2 separate regions of the Homo sapiens genome follow, and region 1 is linked to region 2. A link is an interaction called in ENCODE POLR2A ChIA-PET data of the cell type or tissue named here. Cell type or tissue: IMR-90. All regions are shown on one strand. Region 1 overlaps STIM1 (stromal interaction molecule 1). Region 2 overlaps STIM1 (stromal interaction molecule 1).

The links. ChIA-PET counts read pairs that join two places held together with the same protein. Peaks named below come from ENCODE experiments on the same cell type or tissue, not always from the same donor. Only the 100,000 strongest peaks of a DNase experiment are listed, where the experiment ranks them.
Region 1: POLR2A ChIA-PET joins it to region 2 with 5 read pairs; 6 of 35 experiments call an interaction of 5 or more read pairs at or near these places.

Annotation. Positions count from the first base shown.
Region 1 is chr11:4,038,047-4,040,546 of GRCh38, reverse strand. The region is part of intron 3 of STIM1 (stromal interaction molecule 1); the gene reads right to left. Among named protein-coding and RNA genes, the nearest start is that of RRM1, 56 kb to the left of the region's middle. In IMR-90, no CTCF peak of the experiment used is centred here; a DNase peak (open chromatin) is centred at 1,396; H3K27ac peaks cover 995 bases.
Region 2 is chr11:3,973,625-3,976,124 of GRCh38, reverse strand. All of the region lies in intron 2 of STIM1 (stromal interaction molecule 1), which reads right to left. It also overlaps the pseudogene HNRNPA1P76. Among named protein-coding and RNA genes, the nearest start is that of PPIAP40, 81 kb to the right of the region's middle. In IMR-90, no CTCF peak of the experiment used is centred here; no DNase peak of the experiment used is centred here.

The sequences.
Region 1 (2,500 bases), 64 kb before region 2:
GTGTGCTAAGGGCTGTGAAGAGATAGGGGCTGTGGGAACACAGAAGAAGACACCTAACTTAGCCTGTGGTTTTCAGGGAAGAAGACTTAAAGAAATGATTAATTGAGTTTTAAACAGATCAACAAATGAGAAAGATGAATAGAGGAAACAGCATATATGAAAGCACCATGGGATGAAAAAGAACAACATTTCCTAGGAACTGCCAATAAAGCAGTGCACTTCCAGAGGAGATGTGGTGTGGAATGATGGAAAACAAGTAGATCAGAGAAATAAGCATGGACCTTGTATGCTAAACTCATCTAGCACAATGCCTAGTATATAGAAGGTACTCAGTAAATTTTTAACACAGAAATGTTTACATAAATTATAGGAGAAAAACACTACCTTCTAGGGCCAATACCACAGAGGTAGATAAGGAATAACAGAGAACTACAGCATTAAAATATAAATAAACTCTCAAGATATAAAATACCATCAGGGCTGAGCACGGTGGCTTACACCTGTAATCCCAGCACTTTGGAAGGCCGAGGCAGGCAGATCACATGAGGTCAGGAGTTCAAGACCAGCCTGGCCAACATGATGAAACCCCATCTCTACTAAAAATACAAAAAATTAGCTGGGCGTCATCGTGGGCACCTGCAAACCCAGCTACTTGGGAGGCTGAGGCAGGAGAATCACTTGAACCTGGGAGGCAGAGGTTGCAGTGAGCCAAGATCACGCCACTGTACTCCAGCCTGGGCAACAGAGTGAGACACCATCAAAAAGTACAATATAATAAAATAAAATATCATCAGATTTTTATTTATGTGTACATATTACTCTTTTCTCCCAGATAAGGTAATTCATTTTGAGATTACAGATGGACATTTAATTTCAATACATCTGACTAACATCTCACAGATAAACATGAAAAAAAAATCACTGACATTTTCTTTCTTTCGTTTTTTTTTTTTTTTTTTTTGAGATGGAGTCTTACTCTGTTGCCCAGGCTGGAGTGCAGTGGCATGATCTCAGCTCACTGCAACCTCTGCCTCCTGGGTTCAAGCAATTATCTGCCTCAGCCTCCCGAGTAGCCGTGATTACAGGTGCCCGCCACCATGCCCAGCTAATTTTTGTATTTTTAGTAGAGACGGGGTTGCACCATGTTGGCCAAGCTGATCTTGAACTCCTGACCTTGTGATCCACCTGCCTCAGCCTCCCAAAGTGATGGGATTACAGACATGAGCCACCACGCCCAGCTTCTTTCTTTTTTTCAGAGATAGGGTTTCATTCTGTCACCCAGGCTGAAGTACAGTGGCATGACCATAGCTCACTGTAGCCTCAACCTCTGGGGCTCAAGTGATCCTCTCACAGGGCTGGAATTGCAGGCATGAGTCACCACACAGAGCCAACATTTTCTATAATTTTTTTTCATCAAAAATTACTAAGCTTTGGATATCTTATTCTGTTGAGTCTCAAATGAGACAGCAGTTGTGATCTAAGCTTATCGCTACTCCTACACAAGCTGAAGGGTTATCCGACCAATAGGAAAGCCAGTATTTATTCTTTCAAAATAACATGATTACTATTTATTGCTATACAGGTATTTACTTGTAACATTTTTAACAGTATCTTTATTTCTCCAACTTCCATTTGAGAATATTTCTTACACCCAGAAATTTGATGCCCTAACTTGTTTGTTTCATGTATGAGAGAAAAATGGGAAAACTCTGAAAAATGTAAGCAAAGACCTCGTCAGATCTGGAACCAAGTGAAAGATACATAGCAGTAGAGCTAGGCTGGGCCAAGAATAATGGTATATGAAGAACAACGGCCCAAGCAAAAGAAGATTCAGCTGACACTTCTGTTTCAGGGTAAGCTGAAGTACCAGAGATGGAATTTACCCTCCCTCCTGAATTAAAATTACCCCTCCCAAAAAAGACAACATATATGAAATAATGGTTTTCAGGACACTGGACATCAGCCTACAAAGGACAATGACTCTTGAGAGATAGGAAACAAATGAGGGAAGTTATACAATTGCCCCAGCTTATGGCCTTGAATTTCCAAGCCACAGTGCAAGGATTAAAATCTAAGCTTGAGAGAGGGAAATGAAAATACACTACTGGAAGCTTCTTTTTTTTTTTATTATTATACTTTAAGTTTTAGGGTATATGTGCTACTGGAAGCTTCTTATACTACATGTGACATGTTATAATATATCTTGAAAGTAGGCCCAGTGCAGTGGCTCAGATCTGTAACACCAGTACTTTGGGAAGCCGAGGTAGGCGGATCACCTGAAGTCAGGAGTTCGAGACCAGCCTGACCAACATGGCAAAACCCCATCTCTATTAAAAATACAAAAATTAGCTGGGCGTAGTGGCATGCACCTGTTATTCCAGCTACTCAGGAGGCTGGGGCACGAGAATCTCTTGAACCCAAGAGACAGAGGTTGCAGTAAGCCAAGATCACACCACTGCACTCCAGCCTGGGTTACAAAGCAAGACTCTGTCTCAAAAAA
Region 2 (2,500 bases):
AGTTTTCCATAGTCTGTTTATCCGTTCATACATTGAAGGACATTTGGGTTATGTCCAGTTTTTGGCAATCACAAATAAAGATACTATAAACATTCATATACAGGTTCTACTGTGAATATAAAGTTTCATTTATTCATAGGGTAAATACCTAGAGGAAGAATTGCTGGGACATATATTTAACTTTGTAAGAAACTGTGAAACTTTTCCAGACTGGCGGTATCATCTTGCATTCCCATCAGCAAGAGTTCCAGTGGCTCTTCCTCCTCGTCCAGGACTTGATATTGTCCATTTTTTATTTTTAGCCATTCTAACAGGCATGTGGTGATACCTCATTATGGTTTTAATTTGCATTTCCCTAATGGTTAATAATATTGAGTATCTTTTCATAGCTTATTAGCCATCCATATATCTACTTTGAAGTCTCTGTTCAAATCTTTTCCCATTTTTTATTAAGTGGCTTATTTTCTTCTTCCTTCTTCCTTCTTCCTTCTTCTTCTTCTTTTTTTTGAGGCAGAGTCTCACTTTGTTGCCCAATCTGGAATGCAGTGGTGCGATCTCCACTCACTGCAACCTCCGCCTCCCGGCTTCAAGCGATTCTCCTGCCTCAGCCTTCCCAGTAACTGGGATTACAGGCACGTGTCACCACACCAGCTAATTTTTTTGTATTTTTAGTACAGAGAGGGTTTTGCCATGTTGGCCAAGCTGGTCTCAAACTCCTGACCTCAAGTGATCTGCCTGCCTCAGCCTCCCAAAGTGTTGGGATTACAGGCGTGAGCCACTACCACACCTGGCCTGGCTTATTTTCTATTGTCGAGTTTTGAGAATTCTTTGTGTTGGGAACTTTAAACAGCACTTTTCTCACTTAATCCTGACAACAACGCTGCAATGGTAGGAATCATTAACTACCACTTTACCCTGAGAAAACCAAAGGCAAAGTCACTAGACTACTATAATCTGATCACAGTTCTGCCTAATTTCAAAGTTTTCTTATCACTTAATCACCTGTGACATACAGATCACTAGAACGCAAGCTCCCTAAAAGCAGGGATCTTATCTGTTTTGTACACTGTGGAATCCCTAGCCTTCGAATAGTGCCTGGCTTTAATATGTATTAAATAAGAATTTGTTTAATGACTGAATAAATGCCCTGATTTGCCATGTAGGCTCCAGAAAAGAAAATAGCACTGCTCTCAAAAAGTCTGGTCCAGTCAAGGGGACAATGGTCTTAGGTAGGCCCTTGTCTGCCCAACTCATACTGTTAAGGACAACCTAACAGTACCATCCCACTGCAACAAATCTTTTGCCCATGGAGCAAACCCCACCAGAAGTTTGAACAGAACACAGGTCATGAATTCTCATACTGCCAGCCTGGTAGAACTCCCTGCCAGCTCTGCAAGAAGGGCACCATCACCAATAGAGCCATCTTGCACATCTGAAGGGCCCACAATACATAGCCTCTGCTATCCAGAAGAGAAGCAAGCAAAGATGGCACTTAACCAAACTAGCTGCCCCTACACAAATGATTATATATTTTTCTTTTCTTTTAAGAGACTCTTAAAAAGTCTCTTTTAGGGTCTCTGTGCCAATATCTGGCTTTTTTTTTTTTTTTTTGGTAGAGATAGAGTCTCCCTATGTTGTCCAGGCTGGTCTTGAACTCCTGGGCTCAAGCAATCCTCCTGCCTCAGCCTCCCAAGGTGCTCAGATTACAGCTGTGAGCCACCACAACTGGCCTGATTATATATTTTTCTATAACATGCCTACTGAGTCTCAGTTTGCCCTAAGTCTAATTTCACAGCAGAGTATATTCAGCAATTAGAAACGAGAATGGCTTTTTCTACCCATGGATGCCGCTGAAAACATCATTAAAGTCTCTCTTCCCACTGCTATCATGTCTAAGACAGAGTCTCTTAAGTAGTCCCAACAGCTGTAGAAGTTCTTCATCAGAGAGTTGAGCTTTGAAATGACCAGTGAGGGTCCAATGAGCCATTCTGAGCAACAGGGAGCACTCACAGACTGTGGTAATGAGAGATCCAAATACCAAGTGCTCCAGGGGCTTTGGGTTTGTCACATATGCCACTGTGGAGGAGGTGGATGCAGCCGTGAATGCAAGGCTACATAAGGTGGACAGAAGAGCTGTATCAAGAGAAGATTCTCAAAGACCACATGCCCACTTAACTATGAAAAGGATATTTGTTGGGGGCTTTAAAAAAGATACATTTTAAATTTAAAAAAATTTGTTTTAAATTAGCTGGGTATGGTGGCATGTGCCTATAGTCCCAGCTATTCAAGAGGCTGAGACAGGAAGATCGTTTGAGCCTGGGAGGTAAAGGCTACAGTGAGCCATGCGCACACCACTGAACTCCAGCCTGGCCGACAGTGTGAGACTTTGTCTCAAAATAAATAAACAAATATTTTTAAAAGAAATACTGGCTGGGTGCAGTGGCTCATGCCTGTAATTCTAGCACTTTGGGAGGCCGAGGCAGGGGATCACTTGCCCAGG